3 separate regions of the Homo sapiens genome follow, and all the other regions are linked to region 3. A link is an interaction called in ENCODE POLR2A ChIA-PET data of the cell type or tissue named here. Cell type or tissue: GM12878. All regions are shown on one strand. Region 1 overlaps LCOR (ligand dependent nuclear receptor corepressor). Region 2 overlaps LCOR (ligand dependent nuclear receptor corepressor). Region 3 has its middle 28 kb from the start of PIK3AP1.

Region 1 (4,000 bases), 170 kb before region 3:
AATCTCGGTGAAGGGTATATAGGTATTTTTGTACTAGTCCTGCAACTTTTCTGTAAGTGTGAAATTACTTCAAAATAAAAAATTTTTTAATGTGGCTGGGCGCAGTAGCTCACATCTATAATCCCAGCACTTTGGGAGGCTGAGGCGGGTGGATCACTTGAACTCAGGACTTTGAGACCAGCCTGGGCAACATGGCAAAACCCCATCTCTACAAAAAATACAAAAAACAAACAAACAAACAAACAAACAAACAAACAAAAACAAATTGGCTGGGCGTAGAGGCACACGCCTGCAGTCCCAGCTACTTGTGGGGCTGAGGCTGGAGGATGACTTGAGCCCAGGAGGTTGAAGCTGCAGCGAGCCGAGATCACGTCACTGCACTCCAGCCTGGGTAACAAAGTGAAACTGTCTCAAAATAAAAGTAAGGTGGACAAAGATGGAGCCCTACTTTTCTCCCACAAGCCAGTTTCCTTTGTTTCTCCTCCACCTTCTCCTCCATAATCCCAGCCGTCCTGCCATTAACTTATATTTGCTTGTGGTACAGGTACTGGTACCTGATTTGAGGATGAAGAGAAAGAGAATAAAAGCAGCATATGGAAGTGAATGACTTTCAGACTTCTCTTAATATCTCGAGAACCTGGTGAAGATATTAAAAACAGAGTACACAATTTTCTGTCAAGGGCCGGAGAGTAAATATTTTAGGTTTTACAGGCCAGATAGAGTCTCTGTTGCTTACTCTGAGTTGCTTACAACTCTTTAGCTTGTGGGTATTATAAAAACAGCCTGTGGGCTAGATTTAGTGACAAGTCTTAGTTTGCTGACCCCTGATAAAGAGAACTGTTAAGATTCCTCCAAGAACTGTAACAGAAATAGCTCCAATGGTCCCTGAAATAGCAAAGATATCACTGAATAAACAAAGCTACAAAATTATGTCAGCATGGAATCTAGTCCTTAAGGCAATAAATAGTTAATATGGTTAAATTTTTAACAATAAAGATGAACATTTCCGAAAGTTTCTTTTGTAGCTCTAATATCTGTCACCTTGTGAGTTTAGATGTGTTTTGGGTGATAAGATTAAAGGAGGAGGATGCTTACTTACATAGTGTTACTTATTTTCTATTTGAGAGGTAAGACCTCAAGAGAGGAAACAGAGGATACAATGCAGTTTCAATAGGAAAGGGTAGGATGGCCTAGACTGCAGAAGTGTGACAATAGGATGACATTTTAATGCCACCCCTGTCTAAACTCAGTGCTTGGATTCTCCAAATTTAGGTAATATTGTTTTAAATTCATACTATAGGATAGAGAAAATTTGGGAATTAAAAGCGTGTGAACACATGCAGGTTTTGTAATAATTATGTTAGCAAAGACTCCCCGAATAGACAGATCATGGGCCTACAGCTACAGCCATATCTGCTACTGACATTTCAAGCAATGAGCTAAAAAGAGCTGACATGATGCAACTCATTGATTTAAATGCCACTTTCCTACATCTTATTACTTTAAATGCCAACAAGTCTTAGGGGAAATGTCTCCACCATTTAAATGTCCATACACTTTAAGGTCAATTATCTAACAGAAAACCTTACTTTGCTTAAATTATTGCTTTTTACATAAAGTATGAATTGTGCTTAATATAATCTTTGCCATATGTCAACGTTACCACTGACTGTTAAGCAGACTATCAAGTTAATGAATAGAAAACCAAAAAGTTTGACACTAGACACACTTGAAGAGTTAAATACGGCATTCAAAATGTACAAACCTACCACAAATGACTCTTGTCAATATATATATTACTGCTCATAGAAATTAAGCCTAAAGGGTAAGCAGCAAATGGCTATTATTACTATTACACTAGTTAATTGACCAGTATCTATAATCAGCATTTGCTGTTGATAGTTTTATCCATTATACATGTATAGTTTTTAACAACATTAAACGAAAAAAGCAAACCACCCCCACAGACAATAGCAAGCATTTCTTTATGCCTCTATTGGTTGGAAATTCAAAGTTTATACTACTCCCAATATTCATGCTCAGCCCAATCTCAATCAGAAGGTTCCCTGAATTTCAATCTGCTCTTCATAATGACTTTGGCTAAGACTATTACAAATGCAAGAATATCCAACTGCATATTTGAGGCAATCGCATTATAAAGCCTGGTTGAGAGTAATTTTGCCATTTTCTAAATTCCTATAGGACTTTCTACTATTCTGACAGCAATAGTCATTAACTTGTGTATTTACTTCTATTTTTAATCTCCTCCAACAGACTGTAAATTCCTTGAAAATAATATCTGTGGCCAAAACTTCTTTCTTTCACTTATAGCATCTTTATTGATCCCACAGTGGCTGGTCCTTCTGATGTAGGAAGAACGAAATATATAGTTGTTGATTTTAAATTTAGAAAAAAAAAACTTAGGAAATTTTATTTTTAAAAATATATAAGAAATAAAAAGGCAAAGACTTAATATTGCCAGCTGATACAATCCAAAATGATCTACACATTTAATGCAATCCTTATCAAAATCCCAATGGCATTTCTGGCAGAAAAAACATCCACCCTGAAGTTTCAAGAGATCCCAAATTGCCAAAACAATATTGAAAAAGAAAAACATTCTGGGTTTGACACCTCCTGATTTCAAAACTTATTACAAAGCTACAGTAATCCCTCCCAGAATGTGGTGCTAGTAGACATTCAGACAGACACATAGACTAATGAAACAGAAATAGATAGTCCAGAAATAAACGCTCAGATGTGGTCAGATGATTTCCTACAAGGGTACCAACACGATTCAATGGGAGAAACAATTCTTCTCAGCAACTGGTGTTGGGAAATGTGGTCATCCACATGCTGCTAATGAAGCTGGGCTGGGGGCCGTGGCTTACACCAGTAATCCTCGCTCTTTGGGAGGCCAAGGCAGGTGGATCACTTGAGGCCAGGAGTTTGAGACCAGCCTGGCCAACATGGTAAAACCCCATCGCTACTAAAAATACAAAAAAATTAGCCAGGTGTGATGGCATGCATCTGTAATCCCAGCTACTCTTATGGCTGAAGCACAAGAATCGCTTGGATCCAGGATGCGGAGGTTGTGGTGAGCCAAGATTGTGCCACTGTACTCCAGCCTGGGAGATAGAGCGAAACTCCGTCTCCAAAAAATAAAAATTAAAATTAAATAAAGAATGAAGCTGGATCCTTGCCGTACACCGTATATAAAAATTTACTCAAAATAGATTGAAGACCTAATTGTAAGAGCTAAAACTATAAAACTTTTAGAAGAAAACAGGGTTCGGAAAGCTTCACGACACTGGATCTGGCAATGATTTTCTGTATACAACTCCAAAAGAACAGACAACAAAAGTAAAAATAGATAAATTGAATTAAATCAAATTTTTAAATTTTGTGCATCAAAGGACACAACAGAGTGAAAAAATAAATTATAAAATGGGAGATAATTTGCAAATTATATATCTGATATGGGGTTAATATTAAGAACATATAGGCTGGGGGTGGTGGCTCACACCTGTAATCCCAGCACTTTGGGAGGCCAAGGAGGAAGGACAGCATGAGCCTAGGAGTTCTAGGATTCTAAGAGTTCTTGAGTCTAGGAGTTCAAGACCAGCCTGGGCAACATGACAAGGCCCCATCTCCACAAAAAATTTAAAAATTAGCCAGGTGTGGTGGCAAGTGCCTGTGGTCTCAGCTGCTTGGGAGGCTGAGGCAGGAGGATTACATGTGCCCGGGAGGTCACGGCTGCAGCAAGCAGTGTTTGCACCATTGTACTCCAGCCTGGGCAACAGAGTAACATCCTGTCTCCCGCCCACCACCCCCCCACCGCGCGTGTGTGTGTGTGTGTGTGTGTGTGTGTGTGTGTGTGTGTATACATATATACACATATATATGAACATATATACATATATACACACATATATGAACATATATACACATATATGAATATATACATATATACATATATACACATATATACACATATATG
Region 2 (4,000 bases), 100 kb before region 3:
TATAAACAATGATACAAAAATAGAGGCAAAATAGTCACTAAAAAAAGACTTACTGACTATATTTCATCATGGAACTCTCCTTCTAGTTAATTTCACTCCCTTAACTATCACCACCACCATTGCTTCTACTTCTACCATTGCTTCTACTTCATGGAGCTCTATCTCCATGGGCTTCTGAAGAAGCCTGTTTCCCTAGAATAAAATAGATATACAGGTTGAGTATCCCTTATCCAAAATACTTCAGACCAGAAGTGTTTCAGGTTTAGGATTTTGTTCAGATTTTATAATATTTGCATATACATAATGAGATATCTTGGGGATGGCACACAAGTCTAAACACAAGATTCATTTACGTTTCATATGTGCCTTATACACATAGCCTAAAGATAATTTGTCGGTTTTTGTTGTTGTTTTTTGAGATAGGGTCTCACTCTGCCACCCAGGCTGGAGAGCAGTGGTGCATCTCAGCTCACTGCAACCTCCGCCTCCTGGGCTCAAGCAATCCTCCCACCTCAGTCTCCCAAACAGCTGGGACTACAGGCATGCGCCACCAGACTGGGCTAATTTCTTTTAAAAATTTTTTGTAGAGACAAAGTCTCACTATGTTTCCCACACTGGTCTCAAATTCCTGGGCTCAAGCGATCCTCCCACCTGAGCCTCCCAAAGTGCTGGGATTACAGGCATGACCCAATGTGTTTGGCCTAACCTAAAGGTAATTTTATACAATATTTTTTAAATTTTGTGAATGAAACAAAGTTTGTATACATTGAAGCATCAGAAACCAAGATGTCACCTTCTCAGCCACCCATGTGGACAATGTATGATTGTGTGGCATTAGCATCATTCCTGACTCTCAATTTATATGCTACCAATAAGCAACCTTATTCTTACACTTATTCACACATAAGGACTTAACATTAAAAAATATGACATACCATTAATACGTGAGAAAATAATGTGTTTGGGGTAACTAAGAGCACAGGAGCATCACCAGAATACCTGAATCAACTGTTAAACAACAACAACGTCAGGCTTTCAGTCTCCATCTACAATGCTATGTTCTCACTGAAAAATTACTGAACACTGTATTTATTTTGGGGGGTGAAAAGAAACATCAGAAGCAGTTGAGAGACCCAGAAGTGGATCCTCTAAGAATGTGGAGGAATTCTTCTGGATGGCTTTTTTAAAATGTTTGCTCCAGAGTCATCTGCCTCATTCACAACATTTTCTGTCTTAGAAGTCTTTCTTCAATTTCATAAACTGACATGATTTCACCATGTTCTCTCTCTGATTTTAAACACTGACATGATTTTACCACGTCATCCACAGGCACTTTTTCGGCAGTGTTAACATCACCATCTTCATCGTCACTATAATCACAATCATCTTGATTCATGGCATCCTTCATGCTAAAACTTCGTTTGAAAAGCTTCCACACCCACATCTCTGTTCACTGCTGCTAGTGTGCTGCTGAAGAACGTGTTTAATCTTATTTTATTTACTCTTCATTCATCTAAGGATACCCTGGTTACACGGTTGAATTAAGTCACATTTGGGGAAAAGTACATGGCATAAACATTTCTGATGAGAATTTCAGCTGGAGGATGACAACAGTTATCAAGGAATAAAGAATCCTGCAGTCATCATCCAGTCCAGCTTCCCTGCAGTAAGCATGAGCAGTAGTACAGAATGCTTGTGAAACCAATCAGAAAAGATGTCCCTCGTGATCCACGCCTTTCTGTTAGCGTAATAATGGACTGGTAAGAAATTCACTCCTTGAAAACAGCAAAGATACAAGCTTTTGCCTATTACATCAAGTTTACTCTTATGCATGCCTGCTGCATTATTAGCACATTCCAGAACAGTTATTCTGTCCTTGGCATCCTTACTGCCTACAGGGGCCTTTGCATCAGCTGTAGTCAGTATCTTTCTGGAGCAATAATGCCAGAACAGTGATGTTTCATCAGCATTACAGGCTTGTTCTGGCATCAGATTGTCATCAGTGATGACCCTAGAAAATCTGTCAATAAATTTCTCTGCTGCTCCATGATCAGCAGATGGTTCAACACAAATCTTTTAAAATTTAGTAAGCCCAGCACAGTCGCTCATGCCTGTAATCCCAGCACTTTGGGAGACAGGTGAGAGGACTGCTTGAGCTCAAGGGTTTGAGAACAGCCTGGGCAACATAGCAAGACCTGGTGGCATGTACCTGTAGTCCCATACTCAGGAGGCTGAGGTGAGAGGATCACTTGAGCTCAGGAGATCAAGGCTGCAGTGACCTATCATCACACCATGCACTCCAGCCTGGGTGACAGAGATGCTGTCTCAAAAAAATAAATAAATAAAAAATAATAATTTAATGCCATATCTCTTCTTAAATTTCTGCAACCAGCCTGTTGAACATTCACAGTTCACTTCAATTTTCAGTTCATCATGCTTGATCTTTCTTTTTAAATATGGGGTCTCACTATGTTGTCCAGACCAGTACTGAACTCTTGGGCTCACATGATCCTCCCACCTCAGCCTCCCAAAGTGCGAAGATTACAGGCGTGAGCCACTGCGCCCGGCCTTGATCTTTCCGCTTCATGACAAGCATACCAGTAAGTGGCATGTGTTCACTGTGATGCTGATGGATCTACTCTTTCAAGATCTAATCAAGGTCATTTTCAGCTTCATGCAGTGCTTTTCTATTTTTTACTAACTTCTGCCCATCACTTTCAACCTAGAACTTTAATAATTTATCCTACTGTATTTTTCAGGTCATATATACAGTGGTCATTCCAACAACATACTCTTCTGTAAGACATTTCAGACATCACTGTCAGTTTTTCCAACAGCTTGACTTTCTTTGCTAGTAATGCTTTCCCTTTTTCTTATTTGTTTTACCCACAGGGATATCTGCAGGACTTTCTGACAATTCCAACAATATCTTCACGTCAGAGAGCAGAGAATAAGCAAAAAAAAAAAAAAAAAAAAAAGTGAGTGACACACAGAGGTCTTGGTCCCATCATGGGGCATCATGGGGATCCTGCCACTGACACATCTGGTCTGCACACATGCCATCTTATTACGCTTTGAGGGCACACTTGCTTGGGGCAATCTGGGCATATATAGAAAAGATGTATCTCAGCTGAAAAGCACCGGGAGGATGTTTTTTCCCTTTGGGGACACTGAATAAACTGTATGTTGTGCACCTGCATTTTGACTCCAACCCATCACATAAGGTCGAGTGTAATTATCCACTTATGGTGTTACTTCGGTGTTCAAAAAGTTTCAGATTTTGGAGCGTTTCAAATTTGGGATTTTCAGATTAAAGACGCTCAACCTGGCTGGGCGTGGTGGCTCGCGGCTGCAATCACAGCACTTCGGGAGGCCGAGGCGGGCCAATCACCTGAGGTCAGGAGTTCAAGACCAGCCTGGGTGACATGGCAAAAACCCTGTCTCTACTAAAAATACAAAAATTAGGCCGGACGCAGTGGCTCACGCCTGTAATCCCAGCATTTTGGGAAGCCAAGGTGGGTGGATCACGAGATCAGGAGATCGAGACCATCCTGGCTAACACAGTGAAACCCTGTCTCTACTAAAAATACAAAAATTAGCCAGGTGTGGTGGTGCACACCTGTAAGTCCCAGCTGCTAAGGAGGCTGAGGCAGGAGAATCACTTGAAGCCAGGAAACGGAGGTTGCAGTAAGCTGAGATTGTGCCACTGCACTCCAGCCTCGGCTATAGAGGGAGACTCCGTCTCAAAAAAAAAAAAAAAAAAAAAAAAAAAAAAGACAATTAGCCAGGTGACAGAGAGGATCTGTCTCAAAAAAAAAAAAAAAACATTTTCAACTCATATACACTTATTTTTAAAAATTAATTCAGTTTCTTGATAGTTTCAAAAACATAGATCTATTTATTTTATATGCACAAAAACAAGGAAAAAGTATAAAGAAAAGATAGAAATATATTAAATGAGGAAGAAAGGTGAATGAAAAACTGTTATCATCCAAAAAAG
Region 3 (4,000 bases):
CTTGTCGTAGGGCGGTGGGATGCCGTCAAACACCTTGAGACGGTCCAGAGCGGCCTGGCCTCGCTTGGTCTTGTGGGGCAGCATACCTCGCACGGTCCGCCAGAAGATGCGGCTGGGGGCCCGGAAGTGGTAGGGGACTCGGGAAGGGTTGGTGTTCATCCGCTTGCGGAGGAAAGCCAGGTACTTCAACTTGTTTCTGTAGAAATTGCCAGAAATGTTGATGCCTTCACAGCGTACAACCACCACCTTCCGGCCCAGCAGTACCTGTTTAGCCACGATGGCCGCCAGGCGGCCCAGGAGATGGCCTCGACCATCAAGCACCAGGACCTGCACCTCCGCCATCTTCGGCAGCCGCTTGGGAAAGCTCTTTTTTTTTTTTTAATAGAGAGAGTGTTTCACCATGTTGCCCAGGCTGGTCTTGAACCCTGAGCTCAAACAATCCTCCCGCCTCAGCCCCTCAAAGTGCTGGGATTACAGGTGTGAGCCACCGTGCCAGGTCTACCTCATACTTTTTTTTTTTTTTTGAGATGGAGTGTCATCCTGTCACCCAGGCCGTAGTGCAATGGTGCAATCTTGGCTCACTGCAACCTCCGCCTCCCTGGTTCAAGAGATTCTCCTGCCTCGGCCTCCCAAATAGCTGGGATTATAGGTGCCTGCAACCACGTCCGGCTACTTTTTGTATTTTTAGTAGAGACCAGGTCCATGTTGGCCAGGCAGGTCTCGAACTCCTGACCTCAAGCTATTCGCCCGCCTCGGCCTCCCAAAGTGCTGGGATTATAGGGATGAGCTGCTGCACCTGGCCTCATCCATGTTTTGTGTACATCAATAGTGCATCCTTTTTATTACTGATTAGTTAGTATTCCATTGTAAGAATGTTTTTATTTTTAATTTTTATTTTATTTATTTATTTATTGAGACAGAGGCTCACTCTATTACATAGGTGGAGTGCAGTGACACAATCTTGGCTTACTGCAGCTTCTGCCTCCCAGGTTCAAGCAATTCTCATGCCTCAGCCTCCCGAGTAGCTGGGATTACAGGTGCACACCACCAAGCCTGCTAATTTTCAGTAGAGACGGGGTTTTGCCATGTTGGCCAGGCTGGTCTTGAACTCCTGATCTCAAGTGATCCGCCCGCCTTGGCCTCCCAAAGTGTTGGGATTACAGGCGTGAGCCACTGCACCCAGCCTGTTGTAAGAATATATCAGTTTTTTAATCTGATGAACATTTGGGTTGTTTCCAGCCTGAGCTATTATGAATAAGGCTGCTGTGAACATTCATGTATAAGTCATTGTGTGAATACAGGTTTTCATTTATCTAGGAGTGGACTGGCTGGCTCGTGTGTTGTTTATTTAACTTTATAAGAAACTTACCAAACTAATTTTCAAAATGGTTGTACCATTTTGCATCTCTACCTGTAGTGTGGATTAAGGCCTAACTTCTGCTTTCACAAAGGTCATCATCCCCAGAATAGAGCCCGGTCCACCTCTCCCAATCTTTTCTTTCTTTGTTTTCTTCTCTTTGCCTTTCTTTTTTTCTTTCTTTTCTTTTTTTTTTTTTTTTTCTGAGATAGCATCTTGCTCTGTCACCCAGGCTGCAGTGCAGTGGTATGATCAGAGTTCACTGCAGCCTGAACCTCCCAGGTGCAAGTCATCTTCCTGCCTCCACCTCTCAAGTAGCTGGGACCACAGGTGAATGCCACCATGCCCAGCTTATATTTATTTATTTATTTGAGACAGAGTCTCTCTCTGTCACCTAGGCTGGAGTGCAGTGGTATGATCTCAGCTCACTGCAACCTCTGCCTCCCGGGTTCAAGTGATTGTCATGCCTCTGCCTTCTAAGTAGCTGAGATTACAAGTGTGCGCCACCACGCCCAGCTAATTTTTGTATTTTTAGTAGAGACGGGTTTTCATCATATTGGTCAGTCTGGTCTTGAACTCCTGACCTCAAATGATCTGCCCGCATTGGCCTCCCAAAGTGCGGGAATTACAGGTGGGAGCCACTGCGCCTGGCTCCAGCTAATTTATTTTTATTTTCTGTAAAGACAGAGTCTTGCTATGTTTTCCAGGCGAATCTTTGCTTTTCTATGAATGAGTGGGTGCCTAAGTTTGAGAGAAGGAAGTGGGGGTGAGGGGTGGGGTTGTCCATAGAGTATGCTGAGTTTTACGGCAGCCCCGTCTGTGGGCATTTCCTGGGCAGGGCAGTGGCATCTGACCCTTTCAGACCATGGGGCAACAGCTCCAAATTCTCACCTTGGTGGTTGATTCATCAAGTACTGAACAAAGGAAAATACTAAAAGATTATTGAAAGGGGAAGTGGCTAGAATGGGCCCATTGTCACGTGTGTGAATGACTCTTTGTGCTTGTCTTTTACCAGATGGGAATCCTTATCTGCTTTCTGTTTTCGATATTTGTCAGAGAAATGTGTCTAGGGCTTCATCCTTTCCCTTCCCATAACCTTTTACCTCAGGTTGCAGCCAAAGAGGAAGCAGAAGTTCTGCTGTCAAAAGGGGAAGAAGAAAAGGTAATGGTGACTCTCCCCAGACAATAAAAACTCACATAAAACTGGTTTAAAAGTAACACAGCCTAGTGAAGCCAGACTCACCGACAGAGCCTGGGTCTTCAGCAGTTAGACAAGTTGGCCAGGAGCACACCAGGGCAGTTGGGAGCAGGGAGAGCAGACAGCCCTTTACTGCCATCCCCTTCAAAGATGCCCAAGGACATGCCCAGCCCAGGCTGGTCCACTGACAGCAGTGGGGATGGAAAGGCCCATGGCTTTCTGAGGGTTCATTTACCTCCCAGGCTGTCTGAGCATCTGGACTTTTCCCTCTGTCCTTCCTTCCACAGGCAGCGCTTCCAGGAGCACTCCCTGGTAAGCATGCATCGCACACACATAATTGCTTTTTTTTGTTTGAGAGAGGGTCTCACTTGGTTGCCTGCGCTGGAGTGCAGTGGTGTGATCACGGCTCACTGCAGCCTCGACCTCCTGGGCTCAAGCAATCCTTCCACCTCAGCCTCCCGAATAGCTAGGACTACAGGTATGTACCACCATACCCAGCTAATTTTTCTATTTTTTTTTTTTAAAGATGGAATTTCGCTCTTGTTGCCCAGGCTGGAGTGCAGTGGTCCAATCTCCGCTCACTGCAACCTCTGCCTCCCAGGTTCAACCAATTCTGCCTCAGCCTCCTGAGTAGCTGGGATTACAGGCATCCACCACCACATCCAGCTAATTTTTGTATTTTTGTATTTTTTTAAGTAGAGATGGGGTTTCATCATGTTGGCCAGGCTGGTCTCGAACTTCTGACCTCAGGTGATCCACCTGCCTTGGCCTCCCAAAGTGCAGGGATTACAGGTGTGAGCCACTGCACCAGGCCAATTTTTGTATTTTTTGTGGAGATGGGGTTTTGCCATGTTGCCCAGGCTGGTCTCGAACTTCTGGGCTTAAGTGATCTGCCCGCCTTGGCCTCCCAAAGTGCTGGGATTACAGGTGTGAGCCACCATGTCCAGCCGTGCACACTTAATTCCTTCTCAGAGTTTGCTTCCTGGGGAGCACAACTGGGACAATTACTTAGGGAAAAAAGTAAGCAGTGAACTTCTATGATCCTATTTGTGTGACGAATATATATATACTTCCAAATGCGTAGAAAATTTGTGGAACCACACAAAAGGTGCTGTTAACAATAGCCACCTTCAAGGATGAGGTCTGGGATCTTTTGGGATGGGGAAGGTGTGGCTTTATACTCTTTACCATAAACATGAATTACTTTTTCTTTTATCATTAAAAAAGCCTTTTACTTCTGAAGAGGCATGCAGTCGAAATATGAATAGTTGTCATAGCTGCTGTTTGTGAAACACGTTCTACATACCATCTATTTCAGCACGCATTCCCTAGTCCTCACAGTGATGCAAAGAGGTGGATGCCTGATTACACCATTTTGCAGATAAGGACACTGAGTGTCAGAGATGCCAAGTGACTGGTCCAGGAGCATTGGTTACCAGGCAGAG

The links. ChIA-PET counts read pairs that join two places held together with the same protein. Peaks named below come from ENCODE experiments on the same cell type or tissue, not always from the same donor. Only the 100,000 strongest peaks of a DNase experiment are listed, where the experiment ranks them.
Region 1: POLR2A ChIA-PET joins it to region 3 with 6 read pairs; 2 of 35 experiments call an interaction of 5 or more read pairs at or near these places.
Region 2: POLR2A ChIA-PET joins it to region 3 with 5 read pairs; 2 of 35 experiments call an interaction of 5 or more read pairs at or near these places.

What each region holds. Positions count from the first base shown.
Region 1 is chr10:96,920,635-96,924,634 of GRCh38, reverse strand. All of the region lies in intron 4 of LCOR (ligand dependent nuclear receptor corepressor), which reads right to left. Among named protein-coding and RNA genes, the nearest start is that of LCOR, 90 kb to the right of the region's middle. In GM12878, no CTCF peak of the experiment used is centred here; no DNase peak of the experiment used is centred here.
Region 2 is chr10:96,848,837-96,852,836 of GRCh38, reverse strand. The region is part of intron 2 of LCOR (ligand dependent nuclear receptor corepressor); the gene reads right to left. Among named protein-coding and RNA genes, the nearest start is that of LCOR, 19 kb to the right of the region's middle. In GM12878, no CTCF peak of the experiment used is centred here; no DNase peak of the experiment used is centred here.
Region 3 is chr10:96,746,630-96,750,629 of GRCh38, reverse strand. It overlaps the pseudogene RPL13AP5. Among named protein-coding and RNA genes, the nearest start is that of PIK3AP1, 28 kb to the right of the region's middle. In GM12878, no CTCF peak of the experiment used is centred here; a DNase peak (open chromatin) is centred at 2,399; H3K4me3 peaks cover 885 bases; H3K27ac peaks cover 1,378 bases.